2 separate regions of the Homo sapiens genome follow, and region 2 is linked to region 1. Evidence: read pairs that join two places in POLR2A ChIA-PET (ENCODE). Cell type or tissue: MCF 10A. All regions are shown on one strand. Links, peaks and the distances in the headings refer to the core of each region. The heading gives the core; the rest is flanking DNA. Region 1 overlaps LOC124901138 (a long non-coding RNA gene). Region 2 holds the start of LOC107984118 (a long non-coding RNA gene).

Evidence for each region. Peaks named below come from ENCODE experiments on the same cell type or tissue, not always from the same donor. Only the 100,000 strongest peaks of a DNase experiment are listed, where the experiment ranks them.
Region 2: POLR2A ChIA-PET joins it to region 1 with 26 read pairs; 5 of 35 experiments call an interaction of 5 or more read pairs at or near these places.

Annotation. Positions count from the first base shown.
Region 1 is chr5:173,763,974-173,768,973 of GRCh38, reverse strand. The region is part of intron 1 of LOC124901138 (a long non-coding RNA gene); the gene reads left to right. Among named protein-coding and RNA genes, the nearest start is that of LINC01484, 20 kb to the right of the region's middle. In MCF 10A, for the core only: no CTCF peak of the experiment used is centred there; DNase peaks (open chromatin) are centred at 1,263, 1,863, 2,363 and 4,373.
Region 2 is chr5:173,705,529-173,718,654 of GRCh38, reverse strand. LINC01942 (long intergenic non-protein coding RNA 1942) reads right to left here. Exons shown (of 3, transcript NR_146727.1): 3 at 12,806-13,065. It overlaps LINC01484 (long intergenic non-protein coding RNA 1484), which reads left to right. Exons shown (of 3, transcript NR_108027.1): 2 at 6,707-6,809; 3 at 10,780-11,056. It overlaps LOC107984118 (a long non-coding RNA gene), which reads left to right and starts at 3,692. Exons shown (of 2, transcript XR_007059059.1): 1 at 3,692-3,829; 2 at 8,387-10,582. RefSeq lists an enhancer at 10,930-11,430. In MCF 10A, for the core only: no CTCF peak of the experiment used is centred there; a DNase peak (open chromatin) is centred at 11,024.

The sequences.
Region 1 (5,000 bases), core at 1-5,000:
AACCCTTCTCAGACACAGAGGAACTATCTATCTCTCCTTGAGGGTGCTTCATGATCATAAAAAGATCCATCTGAAATTGTAGAGTAATTCCAACATCTAGCCCTGGGAAACCAGCTCTGGCAGGATGGAGGCAGGGTGTCTAGCCAGACGCTCAGTCTCTGTTACAGTCAGAGTGGAGGTCCTGGTCTGATACTACCATTGGGTACAAATGCAACACAATAGTAACACTAGCAAAACTTCATTAAATATTCTTTCTACACCAGCAACTGATCTCATTTAATTCCAACAAAAACCAGCAGGGCAAGTAGGTACTATTACACATCCCCGTTTTACAGATGATTAGACTGAGGCCCAAAGAGGCTCAATACCTCACCCACATCATATGGCTAGCAAGTGGCAGAACTGAGGCTTGCAACTCAGGCAGTCCAATCCCAGAGCCTGACTTGCCAACCACTCTCCAAAACGGAGGCCGTCAAGCCACATGGATGCCCACTGCCATCACGGCAAACCCACATGCTAGACCTGACACTCAGGCTGAAGCTACTCAAGGACTTGGGAACCTTTTGTCCTCTGGCCTGCGTGGTGCAGTTGTTGAAAACAAGCAGATGCAGGGAGACAGACCCATCTGCTTCAAAACCAACATCAGCAGCCACAGAGGAGGCACAGCTCTCTGAAATCTCTTCTATTAAGCCAAATGGTTGTCAGAATTAGTTCGGATGAACTGAATATATTTATATGTGAAGGTATTGCTGGAGGGTGTGGGGGCAGAAAACGAATGATCTCTGTGTGCTTGCTCTGCAAACATCCACCGAGGACTGCTGGATACCCTGTCCCTGACCTCCTGGAGGGCACCCTCTGGGAGGCGGCCAGGCACAGAAGCAGACGGTTCAAATGCCCTGGACGTCATGCACAGTGGGGTGAATGCAGGGTGCACTGGGGACACAGAGCAGGGATATCTGCCTTAGCCTGGGCACAGGAACCTGGATCCAAGCCCAGATTGGCTGAAGGGTCGAGTGGCAGCCAAGGATATTCCAGGCAGGGGGAACAGCATCTTCAAAGACAAGGGGGATTTGAGGTTTTGCTGAAGGTGAAGACGTCATGTAGAAAGGATCCAGTTGGAGAGACTGGGGACAGGTACTAGGGAAGTCTGCCACCCAGCCAGCTGGCCTGGACCACTGTAGGCCAGAGGCCACCTTGTTCTCAGCTCCTCTCTGCAACTAGAACAGCCTCTGAGTTCTAGATGAAACGCAAGGTGCTTGCCAAGAATGCGGTAATGCCAAGAACACTCTGCTGAGGTTGCATCTTGAAATAGTAAAAACGAGAGATAGTAAATCACTGCTGTCACACTATGCATTCATTATACCTGCGCTTGCAGAGGTTTAATTTGCTACACTCACTGAAAGTGTGAAAGTGGGCAGACATTAATATTGCTGTCAGCCCCTTTGTAGTATTAAAAATGTTAACAGCTCCCGTTTTAGGGGCCCTCACATTGGCCAGCACATTGCCTTAGTGCTTTATATATGATGCTATCCTATTTAACAGAGGGACAATCTGAGGCTCAGAGAGGTCCAGGAACTTGCTCAGTGTCGTATGTTGAGGAAAGGAAGAAGTCAGGGCCCAAACCCACATCTCCCTGACATCTGCGCCCAGGGTCCTCCCTCTGGGCCCCCTTGCCTTGACATCCTATGATTTAAGGACTTTGTGGATTTCTGAAAACGTTTTCATCTATTGTTATATTTGCCCCTCCAAGGAACCTTCTCATAAGGTAAGGAATCTTGGCTCAGAGAGCTAAACTGTCTTCTCCAAGGTCACACAGCTTTTGAAGGGGCAGACTGGAGACTTGAACCGAGCTCTCACCACTGCAAAGCCAAAGCTGTCTCTTTACCATGGCTCCCAAGTTCACAGCAAAGAAAATGGACAGCTAACATTCCATGCAGCTATGATTTTTTTTTTTGTTCTTTTTTTTTTGAGACAGTCTTGCTCTGTCGCCCAGGCTGGAGTGCAGTGGCGCTATCTCGGCTCACTGCAAGCTCCGCCTCCCGGGGTCACACCGTTCTCCTGCCTCAGCCTCCCGAGTAGCTGGGACTACAGGCGCCCGCCACTACGCCCAGCTAATTTTTTTTGTATTTTTAGTAGAGACGGGGTTTCACCGTTTTAGCCAGGATGGTCTCGATCTCATGACCTCGTGATCTGCCCGCCTCGGCCTCCCAAAGTGCTGGGATTACAGGCATGAGCCACCCGGCCGCAGCTATGATTCTTTAAAAAAAAAAAACCCACACTCGTGTTCTCTTGATCTTTGGCAGGTATTCGTTAAGCAATCAAAAGACAAATACCTAGGAGAGCGGAATGTGCAGGTCACAGCCAGAATGACATCATAAGGAGCAGACTGTGCCAAGTACATTTCATTTCCTCTGACAGGATGGCAGGCTGGGAGATAAAGCCCAAGCCACTGACGTTGTCAGTTCCCTTTGTTCTGAAGGACAAGCTAGATCAGCTCCACAGAAACGACTGAGGACAGAAAAGGAGACAAGTCATGCCACACACCCACAGAGGCACACCCACATAGACCTTCACAGACACACCAACACACACTCACAGGCACAGAGAGACACGCAGACAGGTAGACACACTGAAAGACATATCAAAAGGCACACGTGTATAGAAACACACAAAACACCCACACATCCCCAGAGACACACGTGCAGACTCACAGATACACACACACAAATACACACACACAGTCATGCAAACACACCTGCCTCTCTTCCATGTGTAGTCATGCAAATACACAGACAGGCGCATATACACAGACATTTTACACACTCACAGAAATGGGTGCAGACACACACACACACACAGACACACATACATGCATATATCCACATCACCCCTTGCTGCCTACTCAAACCCCCTCCTCAGTAGTCCCGGAATTATATTCTTCCCACATTGGAGACTTGGGAAAAGGAATACCTCTGGTATTTGTGCATTTTCTTGCCCCTTTCTTGCCTGATGTCTTTATCTCAAAGCTTTGGCAGTCAGCGAGGGAGGAGCTGCCTATACTACTTATTTGTAGTTTTTTGAATGTCTGTCTCCCTTGCCAGCCTGGGAGCCTAGCACAGTGTCTGTCAAGCACGTAGTAGGTGCTCAGCAAATATCTGTGAAATGAATGAATCAAACAAGTCTATATCCTTGGTGTTTAGCACAAGACTTGGCGCAAAATATGTGCTCAACTGAAGTGTGTCAAAAAAAGTAATACATGATTACGTATTATGTATGATTATGAACCACGTTCTGTTATATGCCAGGCACCTCTATGACTTCATTTTATCCTCTCCAGACCAAGAAATAGACACCAATTTCTAGACTAGGAAAATGAGACCCAAGGAAGTTAAATAAGTTACCCAAGTTTCCCAGATTCCTGGGGAAGCCATTCAAAGCCAGGCCTCTGATTGCTAAACTGACACTCAAAACAACAACTGTAGACTCTACGAAGAAATGGATGAATGAATTTTTCCCTGTGTGACACAACTCAGTGATGACCTCCACAGCCGGCTGTGACTTATCCAGGTGTGAGGTAACTCTGGAGAATGAACCGTCACGTTGTCTTCAATCCCAGGGTGACGGCTCAGTCTCCAGCCTCTGTCTGGAACCTTCCATGGGATTGTATTTTGAACATATTACATTACATTTACAGATACATATAGTGGATATCCATAGATCTATATCTATATATAGATATAGATATCCAAAAGCTGCTGATGTTTGCATTTCTGCGTGCTTCCTCTCAGCTTACACACACGCACACGCACAAAGCACATATATATTATATATATGTTTGTGTATTATATTACTATATATCTGAACATTTGTCGTTTGAGGCCCATTCTAGCCCCAGATGTTTTTCTTCTATGTTTGTGTAAACCACACAGCCCCACCCAGAATCTGTCAAATATTTTCATTTCCTTTGCCTTGGTACAATCCGTGGGTTTAAAACTCAACCAACCTGTAGGCCAATTAAGCTACTTTGCATAACAGCTGCTTTTGGCAGTGATGGATGGTGCCTGGTTGAGCATCTTGCGAATCCCGAAAGGCTCCTACCTCTGTATTATCTGCATGCCTGAGACCTGCTCAGATTCCCCTCTTTGGCCCCCTCACCCCCACAGTTTCCCTGAAAAAAGGAGGGCTGTGCAGAGAACCTTTGCCTCTGTCTGGGACAGGCAGAATATGGATAGAGACACAGAGCACAGAGGTCAGACTCTTTCCCCACAAAGGAAAATAAAAATGTCCGGCGGTAGTGGCCTCCTGGTAGGCAGGGGGCCAGGGCAGGCGGTGGTGACTCATCAACACCAGGCGGCCTGACTCAAGGCAGAGCAAGAGAGTGTCTCCGGCTCCTGTAATGAGCTCCACACTTACTCATAGCTTTGCCAGGCTAAGCACGGAGACATCTGAGGGCAAGGGAGGCTCTATTTCTGATAGCTTGACCCCAAAGATGACGTAGGTTGTTGTCTATCACTTTCTTTAAAAAAATCACTCTGTTGTGGCCAGGCACAGTGGCTCACGTGTGTAATCCCAGCACTTTGGGAGGCCGAGGCGGACAGATCACCTGAGGTCAGGAGTTTGAGACCAGCCTGACCAACATGGAGAAACCCCGTCTCTACTAAAAATACAAAAATTAGCCGCGTTTGGTGGTGGGTGCCTGTAATCCCAGCTACTCAGGAGGCTGAGGCAGGAGAATTGCTTGAACCTGGGAGACAGACATTGTGGTAAGCCGAGATCATGCCACTGCACTCCAGCCTGGGCAACAAGAGTGAAAGTCCATCTCCAAAAAAAAAAAATCACTCTGTCGCTTCCCAGTTGCACACTCTATTCACTGGGGAGCCCTGCGTGAACAGAGCAGAGTTTTAAACACTGCTTTAAAAGCAGTGGCCAAGTAGCCCATATTTTCCCTACCTTAGCCACCTCAAATGCCTCTCCCCACCAGCAGCTACCTGAAATTCCCC
Region 2 (13,126 bases), core at 8,127-13,126, 58 kb after region 1:
CCGTGAGCAAGTCACTTCACCTCTCCGAGTCTCAGTATCCTCACCTGTAAAGTGGGTGTAATAATAACACCTAGCTCAAAGAAGAGTGTGAAGGTTAAATTAGTCCTGCATGTGCTGACCACTTAGCACAGCTCCCGTCGTGCCGGAAGCACCCTATAAACCAGGCATTTGTGAGAAACACGGCACTATGGACATTTTGAGCTGGATAATTTTTCGTTGTGGGAAATTAGCAGCTTCCCTGGCCATTACCTGCTAGATGTCATTAGCACCCCCTTCCGAGTTGTGACAATCAAAAGTGTCTCCAGACATTGCCAAGTGTCCCCTGGGGAGGGGGGCGTGGCACAAGAGCTGCCCCGCTGAGGGTCACTGCTATGCATGTTGACTTTTATTATTGCTGTTGGCATCATCATTGCTAATACACTGGCTATGAGATGCTCAGAACAAAAAGGGAACCGGAAGCTGGAATGAGGATAAGCTCTGGGTGGCTCCCGTAGTCATTTCCTGCCTCTTTCCTCCTCCCTCCCGCTTTCGCCACCTTTGCTGCTGAAGCCACCTTGCAGGGCCAGGCCTGGCCTTGTGAGCAGCTGGAGGGAAGAGAGTTGAGGCACCCGCGCACGTTACTGTGGGAATGGAACTGAAATGGCTTCCCATGGGTGGGTAGTCTGGCCAGGCGCAATTCTGCACCTGGAAACTGGGCCTCCTGGGAAGTTAGGATGGACCCCACTTCTGGGCAATCTTGGGTGGGGCTGCGGGGGAAGGGGGCTGGGGAAATCAGGAGCAAAGAAAGCTCAGGACAGCAAAAGGGCAGAATACGTGACATGTTGAAATAACCTAGCCTCATCTATTAAAATACAAAATGCATGTATCTTTTGACAAAGGGATCCCTTACGTGGGAATCTGTCCTATAGAACAACAATCATTTATACGATTTGTAAGTACAAGGTGTTACTGCAGTACTGTTCATAGTGGCAAAAATCTAAAAGCCACCTTTGCTTGTCTGTCAGCTGGGGAATAATTGAATAAATTGTGGGTCACCCACACAACAGAATATTTTGCACCTGTTAAAAAAAGTTTTCTACATATGCAGTTATCTGGATTAATGTCCAGCACATAATTGTTAAATGAGAAAAACAAGATACAGAATACTGTAGGATCCCACTTTTTTGGTAAAAATCAACTAAGAAGCCCTATTTTTTGTATGTGTCTGAATATGAGGACAACTAATATTAGTTGCTGGAAAGAAAGGTAGAATGAGATGAATATGGAGAGATTACTTTTCATATATGTGTGTGTATAAATGCATAGACCTATGTGATTATCATATGTTTTATGCATTGTTATGAGTGCAAGCTACTTCACTAATTTCTGCAGAGGAATTTAATAAGGAGTTGTTATTTTTTTTTCTTTGAAAGAGAGTCTTGCTGTCACCCAGGCTAGAGTGCAGTGGTGCAATCTAGGCTCACTGCAACCTCCGCCTCCCGGGTTCAAGAGATTCTCATGCCTCAGCCTCCTGAGTAGCTGGGATTACAGGCACACACCACCACATCCGGCTTATTTTCTGTATTTTTCATAGAGACAGAGTTTCACCATATTGGCCAGGCTGGTCTCGAACTCCTGATCTCAGGTGATCCACCAGCCTCAGCCTCCCAAAGTGCTAGGATCACAGGTGTGAGCAACCGCGCCTGGCCAAGGACTGTTTTTAAATGAAAAGGAAAGAACTCATTCCTGAACCCATCTCTCACAGCGAGGTTTTAAAGCATGGTGTGGACTCCTTCACTCGTAAATAGGTTCAGCAATTCTATCTTGAGAATCTGCTATGTGGTGGGCACAGCTCTGAGCACAGTTAACCCAACAGGTGAAAAGATGCATCCCTACCCCAAAGCACTCACCTTCTGGTGGAAACACAGAGAACAGAGGAACACATCCATGTATAAGGCATTGGGAGGTCATGTTTACAAGAAAAACAGAGCAGGGTGAGGTACAGCCAGGAGTGGTGGCCTGTCTTCTGGACAGGGTGGTCAGAGAAGATCTTGGGCACAGACCTGAACAGACTGAGGGATGGAGGAGCCTGGGGAAGGAAAATCCAGGGAAGGGTGACCCTCCAGAGGGCCTCTGAGGGTGAATGTGCAGAGGCAGAACGTGCCTGAAACGCTGAGCAACCAGGAGGTCCGTGCAGGAGCTTGTGTTATTTTGGTGCAGGAGCTGGTGTTATTTCGGTGCAGGAGCTGGTGTTATTTCAGCATAGGAAGGACTTTGAATGTCATTCTAGGGGATTTGTCTTAGAAAAACAGGTTTCATCATTCCTGGACTTGTTCAAGACTGCGGTCAGCCCAGGCTATATCCTGGAGGGTCTGAGCAGAGGTTCAGCAGAGGTCCTGGTGGGCTCCAGGCAGGAACTGAAGGTGCTGAGCAAGACCTTGGTCATTCGTGCGAATGAAAGCCACAGTGGGGTACCCCAGAGGTTTGAGCAAACATGGTTTAAACCTCTGCAGAAATTAACGAAGTCACGTACACTCATAACAATGCATAAAACATATGATAATTACATAGACTTATGCACTTATCCACACACATATATGAAAAGTAATCTTTCCGTATTCGTCTCATTCCACCTTTCTTCCCAGTTGGATGTGGTAGAACAGACACTGCTGGTGGGAGAATCCTTGTGGAGCGAGCCCTTTGGCAACAGTTGGTGATTCCTAGTCAAGCTGAACATGCGCACACACTGGGATCTACCACTGCACTCCTAGGTGTGTCCCCTCCAGGAACTGTAGCATTCCAGTGCCAGGAGACCCACACAGCCTGCGCACAGCAAGATCATTCAAGATAGCAAAACCAGGAACAGCCCAAATGTCTACAGAGAGTAGAATGTGTGAGAAAACTGGGCTACCTTCCTCCGGGGCAGTACGATGCAAGCAGTGGCAATGAATAAGTGGCTGCTGCAGGCACGGGCTTGGGTGAATCCCAGATCCTCACGTGAATATAGGAAGCAAGTCACAGAGCACAGAGAGTATGATTCCATTTGCACAAAGTCCAAAACCAGACAAAATAGCTAGACTTTGTTTAGAAATCCATAAATAGGTCATAAAAGTATACAGAGAAACAAGGGAGTAATTGACACAAAATTTTTTAAAAAGTGTTGTAGACTGTAATTTTTTAAGTGAAAATGGTTGATATTTCATTGTATGACTCATTTAAACAGAAGCCAAAATGGATGAATGTCTTTTACTTTGTCGTTGTTAAGTAGGTGATGAAGGTGAAATTGTCAGTGGATGACATTAATCCTTCTCTCTCCACCGTTTTCCATAGGATTGTAGGTTTAAAGCAAAAGAGTGTTCCGTGGGATTTTCCATGGGATTGTAAGTTTAAAGCAAGAAAGTCAATACTGATGATGCCTTGAAATAAGTTATACAATTATACCCATTTCAGAGATGAGCAGAATGGGGCTCAAAGAGGTGACAGCACTTACTCAAGGTTACCCGGGATTCAGATCCACATTGGTAGGACTCCAAAGCCAGAAAGAACTTGACATATTTGAGGAACTGAAAAGAGGGCAGGGGTGGCGGGAGCACAGTGTGTGAGGGATAGCAGAAGGATTTGTAGGTCATGGAGGGAAGCTTGCAACGTTATTAATGGTGCCCTAGGGAGTCACCAAAGGGTTTTTAAGCAGAGGAGAGACAGGGCCAGATCTGCATTGTATAAAAACTTCTCTAGCTGCTGTGTCACAAAGATACTGGAAAGGGGCAAGGTGAAGGAGGAGACCAGCAGAGCAGCCACGGCCGGGACAGTGCAGAGGAGGGAAGATGACACAGCTGTGAGACATTTTGGGGTGAGTCACAGAATTTGGCAATGGACTGAATTTGAGACTTGAGGTAAAAGAAGAGGTCAAGAATGACGCCAGATTTTTGACTTCAACAGCTGAGTAGAAAGAGGCGACATTTGAAATAACTGAAGGAACGGCAGTCTGTGGGGACACAGGCCTGGGTGCTCAGAGTGGCACACTTTAATGCAAATGGCCTTCTGCTTTCTGCTCCAGTCCCCGCACTTAAGGAAGGAACAGCCACTGAGCTGTATGAACAGCCACCCCTGCCCTCCAACAGAGGCCCTGTTCTTGACATGCTCGTGCACCTCACTTTTCTCCTGGGGTGAGTTCTTTCCTCTGCTCTTCTGCTGACTGACACCTAGTCGGCCAGTCCAGGCCTGTCTGAAGCCTTGGGTGAGACCCCTGGTGCATCTCATGTTGTTGATTCCTCTGGCCTTTTGCTAAGTCCTCTACTCCTCTGCCTTTTATAAGGTCGAAGGGAACTCTAAAAAATCTATACTGGCCCATCAGCTGCAAAAATTAACTGTTTGGATCTCTTAGAATTTGGGTGGTACATGAAGAGCAATAGAAAACACTCCCCTTTCCTGGAGCATTACCTGAATTATTTAATAAGTTGCTTTCACTGGAGTCAATATAGTACCTAAGTCAAAGGCCTTTGAAGTCAGACAGGTGTGAGTTGGAATCCAGCCTCTGCAACATCAATAGCTGTGCGATCCTGGGCAAGGGACTTAGAGTGAGTAACACAGGGTCTGGCAGATAGGAGGACCTCAATCAACAGAAGGTGGTAGTGATCTGGGAAAATTGTAAAAGAAGAGACTTTTGGCTGGAAGAGCCAAGATCTTGCCGCCATTATATAGGTGGAGGAACGGAGGCCTGGAAACATTACAGGGTTTGCTCAAGGACCCACATTAGAGGTGGAACTCTACCAGGAGTTAACGCCACAAATGACTCCCAGCCCTGTTCTCTCTCCAGACCCCCTGGGGAAAAGCCGCAGACATGAGTGAAGGCAGCAGGACCTGTGTGACGTGGGTTTTCAGTTGATTGCAAGGTTGCTGGGGAGCAGAGGGACCCACTGCAGTCCCACAGGCTGGATGGTTTTGTTTTATTACACAGGGTAAAATCTGAACTAGCTGCTACTATTTACATATCAGGAGGTTTCCTGAAAAAATCAAAATTTCTGAATTTTTTTGAAAAATCAGAAAACATGGCCACCCAGCCCTGTATTCCTACAGGGTGGCAGTAGTGGGAGCTGACCTGCTGCTGTGCCCTTGTGGATCTGTGCTCTCCAGTTTGCCACAGTCCCTATCCCTCTCTATTGTCTCCTGGACACTATAGCCTGGTGTCACCTGCAGCTGGCTATCATGCTTGAGCTATTGTGTTTTGAATATGTGGTCCACTTTCCTCATTTGTGTGACCTGCTCTGTCCACAAAGACATGCACTTGCGATTCTGGCCTTAGAGTGTCTCCTTAAAAAAATGTTTTAGAACATAAAGATATATACATTCTCCAATCCATTGCTGCCCTATTAGCTATTGTTGTGGAACCCTGAGTCATTTCTCTCAAAATTCTCCTGGCAAATATGTTCCCTCTGAAATCTTCCTCCCCACATCCATTTGGAAATAGAAACTCCTGCCCACGGCTGTAGTGGTCCCTTTCTCTGCATCCTCCACTATTCCTCTTCTTTTGGATCTTGCCAAGGGTTATGGTCTGCAGTTTTCCATGCCTTTTCCTTTCCCCACCCTACCCCCCTCGCCTGCTCGCAGGGCCACTCCTTCTCTCCACATCGTGGAAACCTGGCCCTATGCTCTGCCTCGCTGCAGCTCTGCATGGCTGGCCCTCCTTTCTGCATCCGGTGGGCAAGAGGAACCAAAAACAGACATTTACAGGGAGCGGGGGATGGGGACAGGTCAGGTTTCTTGAGTTTCTTGGAGCAGGAATGTCAGTCACCAACCCTGTACCCTTACGATTCGCTCTGGACAGTGGCATACTAAATCTGTACTTGCCTCCCTTTCACTTTCAGAGATGAATAAACAAGCATGTCCTGCCTAAGATGTTTGGGGCCTCTCCTCTTTGACTTTCTATTCTACTGCCTCTGTTTAGACCTGTGCCAACTTGCAAACTTGCCATGGCCTCCCATCCAGCCTCCCTGCTTCCAACTCGCCCTCTCCTGTCCCTCTTCCACCCTGCCTCAAGCTTGATCAGGTCTCCCATCTGCGTGAATCCCATCAAGAGCTCCCTATTACCTTCAGAGGGAAGCCCAGGCCCTTGGCCAACCAGGCAGGGCTCACCTAACTTCCCAGCCTCATTGCTCATTTCTCCCCACCAGCACTGGCACTCAGTCTCGAAAGCCAGGAAGCTCTCACCCGGTTTTTCTCCTTGCCCTCATTTTTTTTCTCTATCAGAAAAACTTCTCTCATCAGGATGGAGTTGGGGAGGGGGCTACTCCCACTGATCCTTCAGGAATCAGTTTAAACACCACCTCCTCCCCACCCTTTGTCTGACTGCTTGTCTCCACCAAAGCGTTTAGATTGTTTTGTTTCTCCTCTGCTCACACCTCTGCTGTGGCCTGCCTGGTTGCACAGTTTACAGATCTGTCTCCCCCAGACTCTGAGGCCTCAGGCAGAGACCCTCTGGCTCATCTCTGTGTCCTCAGAACATGGCCCAGGATCTGGCATGACGACAGCCTAATACAAGCTTGAGGAATTGAGTGATGCAGTACTGAATTTCAGCAAAGACATAGAGAGGTTGTTCATAAAAGGCTGTCCTTGGGTTTTTTGAAATATGTTTCCTGCTTCATAGAAGCAAGGACCATTCTTCAAGAAGATGACCATGGGCCTCTCTCCACCCTTGTCAACCACAAGGCCCTTTCTATTCCTTTCACAGGAATAGGTCCTTCTGTCACGGGGCACAGGACCCTTGACCGCAAAATGACGTGAGTTACCACTGACTATTTTCTGGGTCTTGATCTTGTGACTCCAAATGGATGGTAAGCTCCTTAAGGGAAAGTCTATGATATTCATCCAACCACCCATCCATCCTTTCATCCACCCAACCATCCATCCATCTGACCATCATCCATCCATCCATCCATCCATCTATCCATCTTCTATCCATCTGTCTACTCACCCATCCACCCATCCATTCAATTATTCATCCATCCCTCTTCCATCCATTCACCCATCTTCCATCCATCTGTCCACCCATCCATTCCACCATTTATCCATCCAACCACCATCTATTCATCCAACCACTCGTCTATTCATCCCTCTGACCATCCAACCATCCATCGATTTGTTCAATTATTTTATCAAGCATCTACACTGCACCACACACCCTAATGGGTGTTGGGGAGAAAATGGAGAGTAAAATCAGATGGGACCTCTGACCTCAGTGCGGCTGACCATCAGTCCGGTAGAGGAGACACGTAAACTGACAATTATAAATAAACACAATGTGTCAACTCTGACAAGTGCTGTGAGGGAGAAATCAGCAGTACTGAGAAAGCCTTTATGGTCCTGGTGTGAGAGGTGGGATGAGCCCAACACAGCAACAACAGCAAGACCATGGGGGAGTGTGGTGCAGATGGGCAGGTGTACAGAGCATGCAGGCCATGTCTGCCAGCCCTCTCTTTGTGCATTAGCAACAGTAAAACGGGGCTTGTGTTTGGGCAGATTATACCACTGGTCTTGCATCCCAAATGTCTCTTTGTTCACTCGTTTATACAAACATGCTCAATAATATTTATGCATTTTTACTGTGACATCATTTTCTTATATAATAAAAGTGCCTATTTATATACCGTATATGTATATATATAATACACAGATGCACACACACAAGCACACATGCACAGAGCTTCTTGACAGTCAGTCCCTCATAAGGTAGTCCACTGAAGTGCAGTCATCACCATCCTCAGACCTCATGATTATATAACTAGAGCACCTTATATTTTTATATTTTATTATGTATTTAATAATCACATAACTCTTTAGTGAATGCCAATTAATTAGGAGAATGACATGCCTTCTCTCTGCTCCTCATAATATCCCCCTTAGATAGGTTTTATCTCCCCACTTACAAGATGTGGAGACTGGGCCGGGCACGGTGACTCACGCCTGTAATCCCAGCACTTTGGGAGGATGAGGCGGGTGGATCACATGAGATCAGGAGTTTGAGACCATCCTGGCCAACATGACAAAACCGTCTCCTCTAAAAATACCAAAATTAGCTGGGACTGGTGGCACGTTCCTTTAATCCCAGCTACTCGGGAGGTTGAGGCAGGAGAATTGCTTGAACCCAGGAGGCAGAGGTTGTAGTGAGCCAAGATCGTGCCACTGCACTCCAGCCTTGGTGACAGAGCAAGACTCTGTCTCAAAAAACAAACAAACACACAAAAACAAAAAAACAGAAAAAAACAGACTTGGAGACTGAGGCTCTGAGATGTGAAGTCACTTGCAGACAGGTCAGACAGCCAGGTCAGGTCAGACAGCCAGAAGCTGGGGAAGGCAGCGCTGGAGCTAGGTCTGTGTGACACCTCCTCCATCTATCCTGCCCCCTCTCTAGCATTTTAGGACCCAAAGGGACCTAAGAGAGTGCTCAGACAGCTGGCTGCGTTAGGAGCTACCTGTGGCTGCTGAAGAAGAGTTTGCGTCAATTTAAAGAAAGAGCCATTCAAGGAATGAGGACCATGACCTTGGCTGCACTGACCAGCTGGGCTCTGGAGACTCAGTGAGGCTGCCCAGCCACCAACAGGCCCTGCACAATAGATCCACGGACCCAGCAGTCAGAGGTGACCCTAGGGGTCACTGGCCCGTGGCTAAGGAGGAGGAGCACAGACCTGCGACCCCCTTTTCCCATGGACCACCCAGGGAGGCTGAGCGGGGACTCTGAGCTCAGATGGACAACCTCAGAGCCACTGGGAATTTGCCTGAGGCCACTGGGGCCAGGGTTAAATCCATATGAAGCAGCGCGGGCTGTGCACCTGCCATTTTCTAGGCTCTGTCACATGCATCTTTCTGCCAAATCTCATGGTGATCCTTCAAGAATAGTACTATTAATCTCCCCATTGACAGAGGGAGAAAGGGAGGCTCAGAGACGTTAAGTGTCTCACCAAAGCTCACACAGCTTCCAAGCAATAGAACTTTACTCAGTACTCAGTACAGGTTAACATTTATTCATTCACTCGATAACCATTTGCAGCACAGCTACCATATGCCAGGCAGTGTTCTAGGCACTTAGAATACATAGATGAGCAAAACAGGCAAAACCTTTCCCTCAGGGCGTTACCATTTGAGTGCCACCATGCCACGGCTGGTACAGTTGCTATTGAGACAAACAAAATAAGACCCAGTTTTTGCCTTTGGGGAGTAGGTAGTCTAGTGGAGGAGGCACATACACAGAAAATTCCAAAGTACTGTGGAAATCTCAGGGTACTTTGATAGGGATTACCAGAGGAGCTGTGAGAATAAAGGCTGGATATCAGGGAAGGCTTCCTGGAAGAGGTGTTGCCTGAAATGAGCCTGGAAGGATCACTTAGGGACAGAAAAGTCATTCCGTGTAGAATTCATGGTGAGTGACAGAGCCTAAACCCAGTCTCTTTTGCATGCTGAGCACTGAGACCCAGACGCTGGTGCTCAGACCTGATGACTTATTTTCCCAGGTACAGCTTGAGCAAAGACACAGAAGCAGAAGGCAGGTTTTTGGTTCCATGAACTCTACATCTGGCTACATACAAATGGTGAAGAGGAACAGGGAGAAACATGGTTGAAAAGAACAGGCTTGGACTTCAGGAAGCAGTAAAATGAGCGAATGCCATTTATGGTTACAAAGATAACTCAGCTGGGGGCCAAACAGAGACTGAAATGGAGTGGGTGAGGATGGAGGCCGGGAGGAGATGGCTGCAGAGGTCCCAGCAATGACAGTGGTTGTGGGAAGGGGCAACCCCAAGTCTTGTGCTCCCAACTGCAAATCCAGTGCTTTTTCTAAAAAAATATTTAAATAATTTATTTATTTTTGAGATGGAGTCTCGCTCTGTCACCCAGGCTGGAGTGCAGTGACACAATGTCGGCTCGTGCAACCTCTGCCCCCCGGGTTCAAGCGATTCTCCTGCCTCAGCCTCCCAAGTAGCTGGGATTACAGACGCACGCCTCCACGCCTGGCTAATTTTTTATATTTTTGGTAGAGATGGGGTTTCACCATGTTGCCCAGGCTGGTCTCGAACTCCTGACTTCAAGTGATCCACCCACCTCGGCCTCCCAAAGTACTAGGATGACAGGCGTGAGCCACTGTGCCCAGCCTTATTTTTTTTTTTAATTTATATTTTCAGAGGCAAACGATCCTTGCTCATTAAAAAAAGGAAATAGAAATTCAAAACAAAAATGCCTGTATCTGATGGGAAAGATGAGCCCAATGTTCTTTTTTAAAAAACCTTTATTATGAAATATTTCAACTGAACATATGCAGTTTATATTGTTATAAAGCATAACAAGCAATCAAACAGCTGTGAACCCACCACTCCATGTCAGAACTAGAACTTCCCAAAGCAGTCGGAGCTGAGGTGAGATCCACTCTGATGCCCTTCCCCAACTCCACGCCACCCCCCAAGACCTGACCACCTGATTACTCTGGGATTTCATTTTTGTCTCGTTCCCTTGCTTTGCTTTATGTCTTTACCAAATGTGAATGTGTGCCTAAACAATACAGTGCTCGATTTGCTTGTGTTTAAGCTTTATTACAAATATAACTTTGATCCTTCTGCTACTTGCAATTCTAAATTTGATATTACGAGTCTCAGCCTCATCGGCGTTGATGCGTGTGACCGACATTGATTCACTCTCACCAGTACGTGGTGTGTTCCGTTGCATGCATGCACCCCTGCTGGGGTATCCATTCTCCTGTTGGTGGACCTTTGGGTGGTATTAGTTGCTGGTCATCTCCATGGTGCTGTCCTCTTGCAGGTCTCCAGGACACATGTGCATGAGTTCCTCTAGGAAACCACGGTGTACAACTGCTGGGTTGCAGGCCCAGGGTTCTTTCCACTTCTCTATCCTCCCAAGTAGGGTCCAGCTGGCCTTAGTGCTGCCATGCTGAGAGCTCTGGGAGGGGCAACCCAGGGCAGACAGGCCCAGGCCAGCCACCCTGCCCCAGGCATTTCCCAGGACTCATCAGGCACCCAGCGGCCCCTCAGCAGTGAGCAATACCAGAAATCTGCCAGCTGGCTACTAACTGGGTCACAAGAGAGTACTGCTGTCTCACTCAGGGTGCGTTCCATTTCCTTCAGCACTTGCGCCAAGTAAGGCTGTGTTCACAGGCCACAAGACCCAAGGGAGATGGAAATCAGCTCACAGATGCTGAGCTGACTGCACACCAGGCAGTGTGCAAAGCACCTTACACATATAACTCACTTAATCCTCATCCCTGACTGCACGAGGTGGGCACTATTATTAACCCCACTTTACAGATAAGAAACTGAGGCGCAGGAAGTTGAAAATTTTGCCCAGACCAACACGTACAACTTCAAATCCAGACAGCCTGGCCGCTCTGCTCCTACTACTCTGCTACCCCATCTCTCAAGAGGGGAAAAGGACTAGCTCCTTGCCCAATCCTGAGGTTGTCAGCATTCTTTTACTGGCAAGGAAAACAAATGGAACTTCAATGAATATATGTAGAAAGAAAGACTTATTAGCTGACAAAAATCAATAGAGAAAAGACAGGTTAGAAGCAGATCTCAGGGCCCACTGGGTCCAGGGAGGCGAAAGCGCCCCTCCTTCTCCGTCTTCCTCCTCCACGTCTCTCTTTGTGCTGTTTTCATTCTTTCCTATTGCAAAAGGGCCTCCTCCCCTGGGCAGGTAGGTGGCTGCCTGCAACTCTCACCTCACCTTCTCACAGATCTGCCTATTTCTATTTTAAAATACAAACAAACCAAAAGCCAGAGAAGGTTCCTGACAGGCCCAGGAAAGGATGTGATTAGCTTAGTCTGGGCCACCTGCCCATTTTTTATGGACTAAATGTTTGTGTGTCTCCAAATTGGTATGTGGAAGCCCTACCCCCAGTGTGACAGTATTAGGAAGTGGGGCCTCTGAAAGGTCATTAGGTTTCAATGAGGTCATGAGGGTGGGGGGATCCATGATGGAATTAGTGCCGTTATAAGAAAAGGAAGAGACACCAGAGTTTTCTCTCCACCATGTGAGGTTACAGCAAGAAGGCAGCTGTCTGCAAGCCTGAAGAGAGCCCTTACCAGGAGCCAAATCTGCCAGCACCCTGATCTTGGACTTCCAGAACTGTGAGAAATAAATTCCTGTTCCTGAAGCCACTCAGTCCGTGGGATTCTATTAGCAGTCGGGACTGACTTGGACACTGTTCCTGGAGCAACGCTAGTGGCCTGGGGAAGCTGGGCCCTGGGACTGGTGCAGGGAGGGCCACAGTCCCAGCCTATAGCAGCTGAAGCTGCATTTGTCCCCAGGAAGAGGACATCACAGACACAACCCCAGAGGCAGTGGGAGGGGGCATGATTGATTGGGAGCAAGGCAACAGTCTAACAGGGCCCATCTGTGCCCAGGAGTGGGAGAAGCTCCTGGCCATGAAGAGAGCCCTCACCAGAGGCCAAACCTACTAGGACCTTGATCTTGGACTTCCAGCCTCCTCCCTGGAAACACGTGACAGCACATATGGGTGGTCTCCCTTCTTGAGCGAGGCCTGAGTCTTCACCCAGGATCCAACTAGACTGAAAAGAACTGTCTCCCTAACAGCACTCCATCAGCATTCAGAGAAAAGAGATTTCCACCTGGTGTTTTTAACCAACACAACCTCCTTCTACACCCTAACCCATAGAGGGCCCTGGGACCAGTATAAGAAGTGTGGGTGTTAAGCTGGGACTGCTAGAAGGAGCAGCAGCCCCATGGGAGCAGGGCAGGAGGGTCCCCTCTTGACCTGCTGACTGCAAACACTGCAGCCGGAGAGACACTCACTCAGGCCACGGTGGGGAGGCCCAGGGGAGGCACGTGTCCTCATTCTGCTAAGGCGATAGGGCTCGGGCACAGGACAGGCGATTTGACATCAGAAAATCCTGCAGGGGCTGGCCTGGCCTCTAGATGCACGTCCTCCCCTTCAGACCCACCCCACACTCACCCAGCCCTGGGCTCCGGCCACTCCATGGAGCCCGTGGCAAAGGCCTGATGTGTCCTCAGTGAATCCAGGTCAGAGAGCGGTCGAGCAGCAACTTGGGGAGCCAAGTGGATGAAAATCTGGACAAGAGAACAAAGCCAACCTGTTGGCCAAGGAAACTCAATCCGATTATACCCCAGA